Regions from separate parts of the Homo sapiens genome. Here region 2 is linked to region 1. A link is a loop called in an ENCODE intact Hi-C map of the cell type or tissue named here. Cell type or tissue: ascending aorta. All regions are shown on one strand.

Region 1 (8,000 bases):
TTCTGACTCTTTTTCAAACTCACCAGCATGGCCTCGCCTCCAAGCTTCACTCATTCTGTTGGGTGCCCAAGCACCGTCCACCCATTTCCACCTGCCCAATGCCTGACACTCCTTCCTGGCATTCTGCCCTGGCAATTGTGCCCTGAGCCTGGAGCCCCTGCTGGCTGGCAGTGACTTCTCCTGGTTCTGAACACCCTCCGTGTCTAACTGACCATGTCCCTAGCCGCTGTGCACCATTGCCCTGGGATCCAGAAGCAGGCGGGCCTTCCTCCTCTCCAGTGGGTCCCTAACTCTCGGGTCAGGCCATGGCAGGTGAATGCAGGCTGCCTTCTGCCCAGAACCCTGTTTTGTCTCTGTTTTGAGGGGACCCTATGCCCATGTGGTCTCTGGGTGGTCCAGTCCAGCCTGGGGTCCCCTGCCCCTTGCTGTGCCCTGTTCTCTAACACCTGCAGGATCAGCACTCAGTACCTGCCCTGTCTGTCCCTCCCTGCCACTCAATAGCACCAGACAGGAAGTCTGAATGAGTCGCTTTATTCCCCAAGCCTTGATATACCCCTCTGTCCCAGGGCATAGAAAAAGGCAGTGGCAATTATTTTGCAAAACACGTCTTGATGTGCCTGTTAGGCACACAAGCTCTGGAGCCTGCGTGCTAGGTTCTGATCTTCCCCCTGCTACTGATAAGGGGCCATTGGTGATGGGGCAAACCTCTCTGTGCCTTAGTTTCCTCATCGGTAAACTGACAGTAATTATAGTGTTTATTATAATATAATATAGTACTTATTATAAAATTGTTGCAAGGACTAAATGAGTTGATATTTGTAAGGCCTTTAGAATTATGCCTGGCCCATAGCAATCATTACATAAATGTTAGTTATTATCATTTTAAAACCAAGGGGTAAGAGTTAGGCTCACACTGGGAGGCATAGAGACTGAGAGGAGTGGAGATCACTAAATGATCTAACTAATCACAGGGAGAGAGAAATGATAACTAGAATTGATATAATCACTGTGTGCCAAGCATGGTCCTAAGTGCTTTACAAATATCATTTAATTCTTAGAACAGTTTTACTGTTGATGCACTATAATAACCCCAGTTTACAGCTGAGGAAACTAAGACAGAGAAAGGTCACACCTCTCACCTGTGATCACACAATCTAGAAACACCCATGGCTCTGAGGAAACCCTGACCCCAAGCCACCTTCTGCACAACACTATCCACTTTCATTCCTTCATTTATTGCAATGCTCATTAATGGAGCCCAATAAGCCCGACCCACTGTGAGCCTGGGCTGTACAGAAGAATTAGACAGGGAACGCCCTCTGGGGGTTCACAGACTAGTGACTCTGGTCATATGGTACCACATGGAGAAGTAAGAGGAGGTCACCAGACAGACTGGAGAGGGAAGGGGAAGGCCTTCCAGGAAAAGCTCACTTGTGCAAAAGCCCTGTGGCACCTGATAGCTTCTTGTGTTGTCAAGGGAACATGGAGGATAGGCAGTGAGACCCTCCGTAAGTACATATTCCATTTCCAAGGATTCTGATGTGAGTCTAGGGGTGGCCTGGGAGCCATGAATTCTACACATTCCTCAGGAGATGCTGATTGCAGGATCCATGGACCACACTGGGAGCACAAGGAGCCTTTGAGGCATCCTGTATCAGGAGGAACATGATCAGATTCAGGTGTCAGGCAGCCCAGAGTGACACAGTGGGGGAGCAGGAGACAGGCCTGGGGTAAGTGAGGAAGTGGAACTGGTGCAGGGGTCCAGGGGGCAGGGCCTGAACCCAGGCAATGCCCATGAGGTCAGAGAACAGGAGCGATTTGGAAGGTATTGAAGGAATGTAATCAACAGCTCCTGGTGACTATTTGGATAATAGGAAAAGGAAGAAGGAAAGGGTCAGGAACAGGTCCAGGTTTAAGGCTGGAACACAGGCAGTGGGTGTCCATCCTGGTGACCAGCAGGTAGAAGGATGTGCCTGCCAGTGTCACACAGGGTGCCAGGTGAAGGCCATGTCACCTGCTGGCCACGGTGCCCTCCCCACCCATCTCTGAACCCCAGACCCCACCTCTCCCCAGCATGGCCCAGTCCGGAACACGCCATGTCCTGGAGACAGCCCGTGGTGAATGTTGTCTGGGGGAATCCAGGTGAGTCCATTGGCTGTAGATGTGATGTCAGGAGGCCACGTGTGAGAAGACAGCCCTCAGGAAAGCAAAGGAAGACAGAGGCGCCAGCCTCCCTCACCTGTCTCCACCTGCAGGTTTACAGGAGCCGCTGTCTCCATATGTGAAGGGGCCTACTTTGTGGCTCAGCTGCTGGCCATCTGCTTCCAGTAAGTAGTTTCCAGAGAGACCCCTCCATTGTCCACCCCAGCCCCAGACACCACAGATGTCTCCACCCAAGAGCCCACAACCAGGGGATGTCCTGCTCCTGAAGCCACTGTGGACAGGAGCCCCCCACCGAGGTACAATCAGCCTGGCCTGGAGGTGGGCACAGGCCCAAGGGGCTCCATTGCCTTCTTTGCCCTGGTCCCAACCAAGAGAACCAACTGACACAGTCATTCAGGGCCTGTCCTTGCCCAGAATCCCCAGAAAAGTCCAGCTCCCCCTCACCAGGAGCAGCCAGTCACTGGGCCCCAGTGTCTGAGCCATCTGCCATGGGGTGAGGACCCTGCAGAAGGCCCAGCTGGGAGTGAGCAGACCTGGGTTTGGGAACTGGCTCTGTCTCTTCCTAGGGCCCGGGGGCAAGTCAGGGGCAGTATGTCTCTACACCCCTTCGTGGGGCAGGAGTGCAGACCCTGCAGGATCTCGTGAGGCCCTTGCTGCTTCCCAGCCTACACTCAGTATGTGGAAGCTGTTATCGGTGAGACCGAGGACTGCGGCTCTCAGAACCTAGACACTGGTCCCTGGGTGGTCAGTGAGAGAGCCAGTCTTCAGATCCAGATGTCCCAGCACCTTGCAAGGCCACTGGCTGCCTCTCAGGCTCACCAGCCCTAAGGCAGAAAGCTTTCCCCTTTCTGCTGAATTCCACTGCCAAGCTGTGCTTGAAACTTCAGCTGGGGAGAAGGCTGGGGAGGAATGGACCCTGGATGGACTCCACCGCACCCTGCCACCACACACACGCAGGAATGGGCACCAGGGGGCACCAGTGAGCCATGGCAGTCCAGCCTGCGAGCATAAGAGAGCAGTGCTTTGGGCCACCTGGACAGCCTGAGCACTCCCTCAAAGCTAGAGGGGCAGGATGTGGCTGTGTAGAGCCCCAGCTCTAGGCCAATTCAGAGGATGGAGGCGCTGGGTCTAAAGGCAGGCACTTGCCCCCTGTGAAACATGGAGGCAGCGCCCCTGAAGGAAGCTGCTCAGCATCAGGCTTCTGCCAGGGCTATGTGTGGTCCCTGTGTATACAGTTAGAAAAGAAGCCCTTCTGGGCCAACACTGTACTGTGCCTAAGCAAGGCTGGGTGAACAGGGCACAGCTGGGTGCCAGCCTGCTCACTCACCTGGCCAAGCCTCTTATGCAGTGCACTACAAGCACAACTGTCCCAGGCAGGTGGCTCCCAAACTGCACACTTTCTCTGCATTAGTGCAGACTTCCCAGTGAGCCCTGAGCCTCCAGCTGTCTTCCTCACTAACTCATGCAGCATCCTGAGAACATTTAACTTGCTTCCCCTTCGACCAGAAAAACAGGTCTGGGCAGCCTTTCAAAAACTTGTGGACCCTCTAGAGGGACTCAGGCAAATCCACTCATTGTGGAACCCACACCAAGGACCGCTAGGGCTTTCTGTTCAGCCAGGGCCCACTGCAGAGCATGCCCACAGCAGGGCCTGGCCCAGACTCCATGGCATCCAGTCTTGCTGGGGTTTTCCTGGGACACATTATGCTAACCTGGACTCCCTCTCCCCAGGTGTCAACCAGGGTCCCTGGCAGACAGAGTAAGGGAGAAAGCCCACTGGCTGGGCTGCTTCCAGAAGTTCCTGGCCTACCTGCTGCTGTCGGTGGCCTGCTTCCTCCACCCGGTCCTGGTCTGGCACGTGACCATCCCAGGTAAGAGCACAGGGGTAGAGATATGCAGCCCCAGCACAGGTGGACTCTGAGCAGGAGGAGCTGAGCCCCTCAAAGTCTAGCTCCAGTGGTGGCTCCAGGGACCTTACCTGCCCCACTGCCCTCTCTGACCTAGAGGGTGGACATGAGGAATCATCGGAATGCCAGACATACTCCATGCTGATCAAATGGCAGGAATGTCCCAAGAAGTGCATCCTTCCTTCACAGAGCCGTACAGAAGTGGAACCGCAAAGGGGACCTCACCTTTCCTCCCACTGACCATGTGTGGTCTGAGCTTCCCAAGGGTGTGACATGGCCACTTCCCTGCCCAAACCCTTCTGAATCTCCCCAGTGCCTACTCATTCAGGTCCAAACTCCTCAGCCTGGTTTGAAAGGCACTTCAGGGTGGGACCCCAGAAAATCTTCACAGCCTCATCTCCTACTTCCACTTCACGGGTGCATACCACTGGCCAGCTGGTTTCTGGTCAGAGAACCCAGGATTTCTTGCTCCCACCTTTTCAGTTTCATCCACGACCTTTTCTGCTAGTGTCCTTCTCCTCTCTGCTCCCTATCTGTGAAAACTGTGCCCCCTCCTCATGAACCCATCTACAATACAGGGAAGACAGCCCTCCAGGGAGACCATGTTGAAAAGCAGAGCCTCCATCCTTCCTGCCATTTAGCATCCCCATCCCAGCCTCCAAGTGGACCCCCAAATCTGATGTGGGGTGTGAGGACAAGCCAGGCAAGAGGGCCAGGGCCACAGGGGCCTGTGAATGGCCACACAGCGCCGGGTTGCAGGAGCTCTGCTGCACGACATGCTTGCAAGGACTCCGGATTTTTTCCGTGACTCCTCTAGAGCCCTGACCTCTGGCTCTTTTCCAGGCTCCATGCTCATCATCACCGGCCTGGCCTACTTCCTTCTGAGCAAGCGGAAGAAGAGGAAAGCTGCCCCCGAGGTGCTGGCCTCCCCAGAGCAGTACACAGACCCCTCTAGCAGCGCTGTGAGCACCACCGGCTCTGGGGACACAGAGCAAACCTACACTTTCCATGGGGCCCTCAAGGAGGGGCCCAGCTCCCTTTTCATCCACATGAAGAGTATCCTGAAGGGGACTAAGAAGCCCAGTGCCCTCCAGCCCCCCAACACCCTGATGGAGCTGAGCCTGGAGCCAGCCGACTCCCTGGCCAAGAAGAAGCAGGTGCACTTTGAAGACAACTTGGTCCGCATAGTCCCCTCCCTCGCCGAAGGTCTGGATGATGGGGACAGTGAGCCAGAGGAGACCACCTCTGACACGACACCCATCATTCCCCCTCCCCAGGCCCCACTCTTCCTGTCATCTCTTACAGCCACCGGCCTGTTCTGAGCGCTTGCTCCAGCCTGGAGGACGCTCAGTGAGGGGTCTACCTAGCTCAATGGCCCTCCCTGGAGTTTCAGGGTCTTCTCTGGTCAGCTTTTCAAGGGGTAACCAGACACCCCCACACTGGCTGGGCCCCTGAGGCCATCAGGAGGTGTGACTGGCCAGCATTTCTGGAGAGGCCTCGAGGGAGGCACAAACAAGGCTCACGCCACCTCAAGCCAGCACAAGCTCCTTCCTCCTGGCCACAGGTGGGGAAACCCTTATGCTTCCCCAACAAGACCATCACTGCCACTGCGCACGAGGCTGCAGGTGCCATTGACTCAGCCCAGAAGGGACAGAGGATGTCTGCCCAGCAAAAGCCTCTGGGCTTTTCTTACTCCCAACCCAGGGCACAACACTCAGTGAGGAACCTATGGTCCACCCATCTCTGCAGGCCCAGGGAAGTGTCAGTAACTTAAGCATCTCTAAGGCAGAGAAGGTGGCTGTGGGTCTTGACCAACCAAGACTGCTCAGGGTCGGGAGGGGAGGCTGCAGGCCTCTGGTGGGAGCAGCCGGGCCGTGGGCCACATTCTCTGCATGCTCTAGGGCTGGGGCTGAGCTGCTCAGGAAAACAATGCCGCTCTGTGCTCACTGTGGGAAAGCCAGGCCAGATGAGCAAAGCTCATTCCAGAAACATGGCTGGGGACTTCCAGCCTCCTTACCACATGGCCTTTCCAAGATTCCAGGTTGATGATGCAAACTGAACGCAGTGAATGCCAGGGCCCAGAAGGCAATGTCTGCTGTGGGCAGGACCACAGAGGCTGCCCAGGGGTGGCACAGCACAGAGAAGTGTCAGTGCCGTGTTTAGGCACTTGGTAGCAGAATAGGTGATAAATATAAATGTCTTCAAAATGAAAGGAAGTGAGGGGGGAAGAAGAGGAGGGAAAATGGGAGGATAGGAGGAAGTGGGCAGGCAGGCAAGTTCTCTGCCATGGGGCCACGGAAGTGACAGTTAACCCAGAAGGAACAAAGACATCTGAATCAGATATTCCTTTGTAAATCTGTAAAGGATTTGCAATATAGGCTTTACTTCTAAAAATTGTTGTCGGGTCCATGAGGCTGTTGCCAGGAAGAGCACACACACCATTCTTCATGGCAACTGCAGTGAGGGAGCAGTCAGGAGGAAGAGTCCTGTGGCTTCTCAGTCCCTGTGGAGGCTAACGCAAAGCTCTGTAGAACAAGCCTTAGAGTGCATGCTCTATGGTCTAATGAGAAACTTGTGTTTGTGCTTGCACACGTTTCAATGTTCCCTACAGGATATTTTACAAAGGTATGAAAATAATGGCCAACCAGAAGCTAGTATCAGTTTGGGGCCTAAATGCAGCAGGTGTTCCTGATAAGCAGATAAGCAGAGCTCTTCCTGCAGTAGCCCAGGTCTCACCAAATGACAAATGGCTAATCAAGACACTCCTGCAAGCCCTTGATGGTGAGAGCTGCAGAGCTGTTTCTTCAGCTGCCATCAAGGCAGGACCTCAGGACCTGACTGTCTACAGTCAGGGAATAGTGAACAATATGGGATATGGGTATAGGTAGGTGGTAGACAAGGATCGTGCCCCATGGCTGATGGGCCGGGTGTCTCAGGCAGGCCCCCTGTGCACAGAAAGAGCCTAAGTGCAGAGAAGCCAGGCATCTTTCCCCTGTCAACTGTGGAAGGGGAATGTGATGGCCACAGACACCCTCATGGCACAGACATGGCCAGCCTCTGACGTTCCTCTGCATCAGAGTAGTTCTGTCCTCGAAGCCCCAGTCAGCAGAGCTGGATGACCAGATCGCAAGAAGCAAACCAGAAAGTGTGATGGCAGAGATGTCAGATCCCGTTTAATAAACACTTCAGTAAACCCAAGTGTGGAGTGTTGTTTTGGGTGTGTTTTAGAGATGTGTGTTGGGAGCACCCTTTTGGAGGTGTCTTAGTGTGTGCCGGGAGTTCCAGTGATGATGCGATGGAATTCTGAGGCACATAGGCTTCCTGGAGATTGTCATCAGTTAAGAGAGTGTCTGCTGGTGTGCAGCATTACAGGACAATTATGATCTTACCTAGGTTAGTAAAGTTCTCAAACACTCTTATGGCTACAAAACAAAAACAAAAAGCTGGAGTGAGATCATTAAATAGGCCAGAATTCTCACCCATCAGTGGACCAAGCAAGAAAGTGGCATCTTCCTCATAAGCAGATGAGCACCACGTGTCTCCATTGATTCTCAGCCTGTGACCTCTATGACCACATCCTTGTCCAGAAGAATCCCTGCAAAGCAGATGTTGTAATGATCTGCATCCTTGCCAAGAAGCAAAGACTAGAAGGACTGGCCCTGCCATGATCCCCCTCCCTACCTCAGCAGAGAGGGGAGCATTTTGTATATGAAGAACAGAGTGACAGGAAGAAGAAAGAGCACCAGGCTGAGCACCATTCGACCTCCACTAATACACGTCTGACCTTGTTCAAGCCCCTTCGCATCTCTGGCTCAGGTTCCCCTATTAAGTGCAAATCACAGCAGTAACTCAACAAGACATGGGCAAGTGCTTTTCAGAACTACAAACAAGTCACTGTGATTGCACTACATCCCTATCCCTACGGGGGAC
Region 2 (8,000 bases), 250 kb after region 1:
TGTTGAAAAAGGAAATTGCCATGCTAAAACTGCAAATTGGACATACTAAAACATCAGCACCAGGAGAAGGAAAATAAATACTTTGAGGACATTAAGATTTTAAGAGAAAAGAATGCTGAACTTCAAATGACCCTAAAACTGAAAGAGAAAACATTAACAAAAAGGGCACCTCAGTATAGTGGGCAGCTTAAAGTTCTGATAGCTAAGAACACAATGCTCACTTCTAAATTGAAGGAAAAACAAGACAAAGAAATACTGGAGAAAGAAATTGAATCATACCATTCTAGACTAGCTTCTGCTATACAAGACCAAGATAAAGTGTGACATCAAGAAAAAACCAAGAACTTGCTTTCCACAGTGCTCATTTGCAAGGAAAAATGAATGTTGATGTGAATAATATATAACAATGAGAAGCTTCATCAACCACTTTCTGAAGCTCAAAGGGAATCCAAAAGTCTAAAAATTAATTTCAATTATGCAGGAGACGCTCAAAGAGAAAATACATAGGTTTTAGAACATGCACAAAGAGACCTAAGTGAAACATAGTGTCAAATGAAGAAAGCTGAACACATGTATCAAAACAAACAAGATAATGTGACCAAGCACACTGAACAGCAGGAGTCTGGAGCAGAAATTATTTCAACTACAAAGCAAAAACATGTGGCTTCCACAGCAATTAGTTCAGGTGCATAAGAAAGCTGATAACAAAAGCAAGATAATAATATTCAGTTTTGAGAGGAAAACGCAACATCACCTCCTAAAAGAGAAAAATGAGGAGATATTTAATAACTGTAACCATTTAAAATAATGTTTATACCAATATGAAAAACAGAAAGCTGAAAGAGAAGTATCAAAAAAAATAAATATTTTTCAACCTTCCTGAAAGAAAATTTAAAGTCATATTTGGCCTTAGATAAATGCTGAATCTAGTTTAATATAGATAATAAATATATTTACCATGTCAGCTTAGAAACATGGCTTATTTCCACCAAATGCAAGTTAAAGCTGAGAGATGTTTTACTTTAAGACATTGTGTCACTTATGAAATTTTAAGAATTTAAGTTAAAGGTTTTTAATAGATTAACATTAATGACATTGGCTTATACTGCTGAAATAAAGGTTTTTTTTTTTTTTTTTTTTTTTTTGAGACGGAGTCTCGCTCTGTCGCCCAGGCCGGACTGTGGACTGCAGTGGCGCAATCTCGGCTCAGTGCAAGCTCCGCTTCCCGGGTTCACGCCATTCTCCTGCCTCAGCCTCCCGAGTAGCTGGGACTACAGGCGCCCGCCACCGCGCCCGGCTAATTTTTTGTATTTTTAGTAGAGACGGGGTTTCACCTTGTTAGCCAGGATGGTCTCGATCTCCTGACCTCATGATCCACCCGCCTCGGCCTCCCAAAGTGCTGGGATTACAGGCGTGAGCCACCGCACCCGGCCAATAAAGGTTTTAATATCTCTTTGTGGCCACATTTTATGACCACGATGAAACAGATAAATGGGAATGCCCATATCAGCAATGAGTATTTTGAAATTGATTCAACAATTTACTTTGACAGTTAATTCTAAATTTTCCAGAGGAACTGAAGTGTATTTGAAGTATATTTTGAAGTGTACATTTCTGCATCTTGTAATACTACTTTTTCAGTAACTTTTTGTATATTTTAGTTGGTAGAATTTTATTTTCATTTATGTCAATTTGACTTAAATCTGAACATATCTGAATCTCAAATTATGTATTGTTATGACAACTTAATTTTTTAAAGCCATCTGTGTTTTATTAAATAATAGCTTAGGACAAATGTAGTGGATTTTAGCAATATCAAATTTGATTTAATCATCCCACTGGTATTTATAATTTACTTTGAATATTGTTACAAATAATTTGCTCATAATTTCTATTTCAAGGCTCAAAGACTGTCATGTGGATAGAACTTTGTCCCAGAGAAAGATCATTGTAGCTATCTGTGATTTATTAGCTTTGCATTGGATCCCCATTTTTCAATTCATGGGGGGTGGCAGGGTTCATGTATAGTACAAAAAAAGTGAGTAGAGGAGAGAAACTTAGCAGCTGCGGTCAGGAGGGATGTGGAGACCAGGTTACCTAGGGCCTCTAAAGCCTTTGAAACAAAAATACTTTTATTCTGAGATAGAAACCTGTTGGAAAAATTTCACCAGGTGATTGAGTATGTGAGGAACTTTGATGTTGATTTGTGCTTCAATAAAAAAGAAGGAAAGCATTCCACAGCATAGAATTTACCACCACTAGTCCTGCCCACATATTTTCTTGAGACTTCAGTAAGTTGTGAAGCATTACAGATTCATTAGGGGACAAATGACTAGTGGGATGAATCTGGTGTCTAGTAAGAGAGTACCAGTTTGGCAGGAAGATAATACCTTCTTGTGTCCTTAAGTGGATTCAGTAATAAGCAGGAATGTGTACACATAAAGAAAATAAGCTGAACCAATATATTTGGTGATATTTTTGAAAGTAAATATTGTTAATTTGATAAGGTGATTTACAAATCAATAACAAACATGTCAGGTCACTGTGAGACAACTTCAAAAAAAATTGGCTGATCTCAATAAACAATGTGTGTCTGAGGCTTCACTAGAAGCTGCATCACATTACCACATTAATCTCAAAGTTGAGGTACAGGATTTAATGAAAAAATGATTTCGAATTGAAAGTCAAGTATGTATTAAAAGTAACATGCCAACAGTGAATCTATAGCTGGTGAAATTATATAAATTGTTTTATGATACTAATCTCCATGGGGAGACTTCTTTTATATGTTCATTATAATTAGTTGTATTACAATTTTATTATCATTATAATGTGCTTATTTTTAAAACTGTGGCTATAATTCTGCAATGTTTTTCTTATGATTAAAAATTTTCTCATAATATCTGCCCTCAAGAAGGTTAAAAATTATACATCATTTATCCCACAAGTTGAGAGACTATTCTTCGGATAAACAGTATTTTTCAGTGATTTATGTTGCCATGGTGAGGCAAGCGTTATTTAATCAGAGAAGAATGTTTAATGGAATATTCCAGAAAATTATCTGTCTGAGAGGCTGCCTTAAATACTTCCTAAAATGCTTGCTGAAAAGTCCGGCAAGATGAATATGACTTGGAGGCTGGGTGGCAGGCCGGTTTTTTGGAGGCCGGCCTAGAGCCTGCCTGCATGGGAGTCTGGTCGAATGACAAGTCTTCTGGCAGGGGGAGAGGCTTGCTGGAACGCTGATCGAAATGCTGGCTGCATGGAAGGCCGGTCTTCAGGCTGGCTGGCTGGCTAGGAGGCTGACATAGAGGCTTGCTGGGAGATTTGCCAAGAACCCGGGTGAGAGGCGGCCGACTAGGAGGCTGGCGGAGAGTCCGTGTGAGAGGGTACCTCAAATTCTTGCTAATTTTGCTTGCTGAGGGCCTGGTAGGCTGAGTCCGGCTAAGAGCCTGGTTGTACCAGGCTCGCTTGTTAGGAGGCTGGCTACAAGATCCCGTGAAAGCCTCACGGCTCTACTCAACAAATTTCTCTAGAAAGAGGCCGGAGTGTACAAGGGCTTCACTAGACCACACTTTTTACTGATGTTGGGCCGGATGTGGTGGCGATTAAGGGCAAGGGCGAGCGGCGGGGGCTGGGGCTGGGGCTGGGGCTGGGGCTGGGGAAGGGCGAGTGAGAGGAGCGGCCTCTCTCTTAAAAGGTGGCTGCAGCCATGCAGAGGCTTTCTGCCACTGCTGTCAAGGGCGTGACAAGCCTGGAGTGCCAGAGAGCCTTCACTCAGCTGGTCTACCACCAAAGACTCTTAAGTCATCCACTATAGGGATATCAGAAAGATGCACAGAGCTGCCTCCCGGGGCCACGCCTGGAAGCTTGCAGGGGATGATGTGAAGACGAGGACCATCGACCTGAACATAAAAGATGCGAAGAAGAGGCGCCGTGCCCTGCCTGAGCTGGGGCTGCAGGAGGAGGTGACAGCTGTGGGAGGATCGCCCCTTCAGCGTGGGGTGTGGTGGGTGTCCCCGGGACAAAGGCAGCAGGTGGAAGAGTGGGTCGGCAGCGGGGCAGAAATCTTGGGCCCCGGTATCTGGGCCTTCTTCCTGGGCAGGCCCCCAGTCCTGGGATGGGGGCGCCCTGCAGGGCACAGGGACAAGGCCTGCAGGGCAGAGGGACAAGGCCACCTTAAAATCAACCTCAAACTTTGGCTGCCTTCTCCTTCACTCCCACTGAGGCTGTTGGAAACGCTGGCTGCAAGGGAGGCTGGTTTTGAGGCTGGCTAGTCAGGAGGCCGCCTAAGAGGCTCTCTAAGAGGCGTACTGGGAGGCTGGCCACGCCATTGGTGGCATGGGAGGCTGATTCTGAAGCTGGTTGGCTAAGCGGCTGGCTAACAGACTTACCTAGAGGCTGGCTGGAAGGCTGGCCAAGGCGCGGGCTGCATGGGAGGCTGGTGTACTGAAGGACTCTCTTGAAAAGTAGCATAGAGGCTTGCTGAGAGGCTGGCTCACTGGGAGGCTGGCCTAGAGCCTGTGGGAGAGGCTTTCTGTCTGAGAGGCTGCCATAAACGCTTGCTAAAAGGCCTGCTGAGATCCTGGCAGGCTGAATCTGGCTAAGAGTCGGAATGCAAGTCTGGCTTGTTAGGAGGCTGGCCTAGAAGCTGGCTGCATGGGAGGCTAACCAAGAGGCTGGCGAGGAAACTGGCAGAGTGGCAGATTGTCTGGCTGTGCAAGAGGCTTGCTGGATGGCTGTTAAAAACGCTGGCTGCATGGGAGGTTGGTCTGGAAGCTGATTGTCTGGGAGATTCGCTTAGAGACTTTCTGAAAGGCTGGATCGGAGGCTGGCTGTCTAGGAGGCTGGCCAAGAGCCTGCGGGAGAGGCTGTGTGAGAGGCTGCCTTAAATGCTTCCTAAAACGCTTGCTGAAGAGTCCGGCAAGATGAATGTGACTTGGAGGCCTGGTGGCAGGCCGGTTTTTTGGAGGCTGGCCTAGAGCCTGGCTGCATGGGAGGCTAATCAAATCACGAGTCTTCTGGCAGGGGAAGAGGGTTGCTGGAATGCTGTTCGGAATGCTGGCTGCATGGGAGGCCAGTCTTCAGGCTGGCTGGCTAGGAGGCTGACACAGAGGCTTGCTAGGAGGCTTGCCAAGAATTAGTTCAACCATCGAGGAAGGAAGTGTGTTGACTCCTCAAAGATCTAGAAGCAGAAAGACCATTGACCCAGCAATCCCATTGCTAGGTATATATCCAAAATAATATAAATCATTATATTATAAAGAGACATGCACATGTATGTTCACTGCAGCACTATTCACAACAGCAAAGACATGAAATCTACCAAAATGCCCATCAATGTTAGACTGGATAAAGAAAATTTGGTACATGTGCACGATGGACTATCATGCAGGCCTAAAAAGAAACAAGATCATGTCCTCTGCAAAGACATGGATGGAGCTGGAAGCCATGATCCTCAGAAAACTAATGCAGGAACAGAAAATCAAACAACACGTATTCTCACTTATAAGTGGGAGCTGAATGATGAGAACACACAGATCCATGAGGGGTAACAACACACAATGGGACCTGTTGTGGGGGCAGGAGGAGGGAGAGCATCAGGAAGAATAGCTAATCAATACTGGGCGTAATATCTGAGTGATGGGTTGATCTGTGCAGCAAACCACTATGACACACGTTTACCTATGTAATGAACCTGCACATCCTGTACATGGACCCCAGAACTTAAAAGCTGAAGAAAAAAAAAATAAAGAAACTTTAGTGCTGTCCAGGGATGCACACTGAACAGAAAAAATGGCCTTGTGATTTGCTTTATAATATTCCTGTAAAGATAGATGAACAGATAGATGAACAAAATGTAGGACAATCTTGATCACAGAAATTGAATAATGGGTATTTTAGTGTTACTTTTACTATTTTCTCTACTTTTGAATAGGTATACAAATTGTAATTAAAAGATAAAAATAAATATATTAATCCCTGCTTTGAAACCACATACAAACAGTACTCTGAAAAGATTCAAGCAATTTACATGGTACTATATGGATCTCCCTCGCACCTCTGTATGTAACATTTAAATATTTTGCAACTGGCCAGGCACGATGGCCCATGCCTGTAATCCCAGCACTCTGGGAGGCGAAGGCAGGTGGACCACCTGAGGTCAGGAGTTCAAGACCAGCCTGGTCAACATGGTGAAACCCTGCAGGAGAATTACTTGAGCCCGGGAGGCGGAGTCTGCAGTGAGCCAAGATGGCGCCACTGCTCCAGCCTGGGTGACAAGAGCAAGACTCCATCTCAAAAAATATAAATATAAATAAAATAAAAGATCTTCTTTCTTAAATTCTTACTTCATGTTATTAGCACCAAATCTGAAGGGCTCCATTACAGAAACTCTTTGAAATAAGAAACAAATGTATTTTTGAGAAACCACACAAGATGTAGTAATTATCATAGCTGTTAAAAGAAATGTGCTCATAAACAAATAACAGTAAAGGATTAGAGGCTTTCGGTCACACCAGGAAGTGATATTAATTATAATTCTTCTGTTAATTCTGAAAGAAAATATATAAACCTACTTCTAACAAACTTCCCATAAAACAAAACAACAACAAAACTCTTGGAGTTGAGAATGAACAGCAGAAGTTCTAGAAAAGCAGAAGTTCTAGAAGTTCTAGATAGCAAGCAACTGTGGAACACAGCGCACTGCCTTCTGCACTGCCCAGTTTCTGGCACCTGACTCACAGGTGCCAAATGGCTGCAGGATTACGACGTTGGAAGTAGTGAATATTTCCTCAATACTTGCAGTGGTTCATAGCAATGAAAAATCTAAGATTTCCTCTCTGCCTTTCAGGAGCTTTAAGGGAAGCAGCAAATACTACTAGCTTCTCACAAGTGGTTACGTTCCAAGATCCACCTAAAGCCATGAGCAGTACAAAGAGAGCCAAGCTTTTATTGTTTACAAGTAAATGATTAATAAACTGTTATTAATAAAATATTGTTTTAGCTATAATAGCCAAAATATTTTCCAATGGCCATATTATGTGAGCAAAATAACTCGACAGTCTCCTCCTTCTATGAGAAAGATGTAAGCTTGCTTGGTGGCAAGGGTCAATGATTCTATTAGGTTTAGCTGATTCTTTATCTTTTTTTGTTAGGGGCAGGGTCTTACTCAGTTGCCCAGGCTGGAGTGCAGTAGCCTCAAACTCCTGGGCTCAGGCAATCCTCCCATCTCAGCCTTCCGAGCAGCTGGGACCACAAGCACATGCCACCACACTTGGCTAATTGTTAATGCTTTTGCAGAGATGGGGCCTCACTCTGTTGCCTAGGCTGGTCTCAAACTCCTGGCCTAAAGCCATCCTCCTGCCTCGGCCTCTCAAAGTGCTGGGATTCCAGGTTTGAGTCACTGTGTCCAGCCAGGTTTAGCAGGTTCTTTTTACCATGCTCAATTTCCAAAAAAACACAGGAGGGCAGAGGTGAGGCCTCTTATGCAGATCCTTCTTCTCAGGTGTCATCTCCTCACGAATCCTAGTGACATCACAGTGGTATCTCTAATGATAAACAATGTTCACCACCTGACCTATTTTATTGCATGACTTAAAAATATAATGATTTGAAAAGTGGGAGAGACTCTTTATTGATCACTGGCTGATTTATAATCAAGTATTAGGGGAGATCAAATATCACAAAAAGTAATGAGGAGTAGAAACTTAAAATTTTCAATTTTTTCAATATATGAATTTTTAGAGACTTAAAGTAGTATAAATAGTTAAAAACTAAGTACATGAATCCTGCAAGTAACATACAAACAGTGACCTAAGTTTGTAGTTGCCAAATGAGTTGCACCTAAAACCTGGTCTTTGAAGACTCAGTGAGTGCCACGCACCCCACTTCAAATCCATAGGGATATAAAACGTCTGACACATGCTGAATATGGTAACGACATGACATAATAAGTAATTAGAAGCTCCCAAAGGGGTTCTAGCACAGAATGAGCGCTAAAT

The links. Hi-C counts contacts between places; a loop is a spot of excess contacts. Peaks named below come from ENCODE experiments on the same cell type or tissue, not always from the same donor. Only the 100,000 strongest peaks of a DNase experiment are listed, where the experiment ranks them.
Region 2: it touches region 1 in a loop (3-fold over the local background); 1 of 110 quality-filtered maps calls a loop at or near these places.

Annotation. Positions count from the first base shown.
Region 1 is chr10:44,929,743-44,937,742 of GRCh38, forward strand. It overlaps TMEM72 (transmembrane protein 72), which reads left to right. Exons shown (of 5, transcript NM_001123376.3): 3 at 2,256-2,327; 4 at 3,895-4,034; 5 at 4,914-7,268. The coding sequence ends at 5,392. The region is part of intron 1 of TMEM72-AS1 (TMEM72 antisense RNA 1); the gene reads right to left. Among named protein-coding and RNA genes, the nearest start is that of TMEM72, 22 kb to the left of the region's middle. RefSeq lists enhancers at 2,618-3,325, 3,326-4,032, 5,839-6,133. In ascending aorta, a CTCF peak has its summit at 3,127 (motif pointing right); DNase peaks (open chromatin) are centred at 3,149, 4,939, 5,069, 6,059 and 2 weaker places; H3K27ac peaks cover 2,135 bases.
Region 2 is chr10:45,176,691-45,184,690 of GRCh38, forward strand. It overlaps the pseudogene ANKRD30BP3. Among named protein-coding and RNA genes, the nearest start is that of MIR3156-1, 17 kb to the left of the region's middle. In ascending aorta, no CTCF peak of the experiment used is centred here; DNase peaks (open chromatin) are centred at 3,211, 4,531 and 5,031; H3K4me3 peaks cover 1,913 bases; H3K27ac peaks cover 2,743 bases.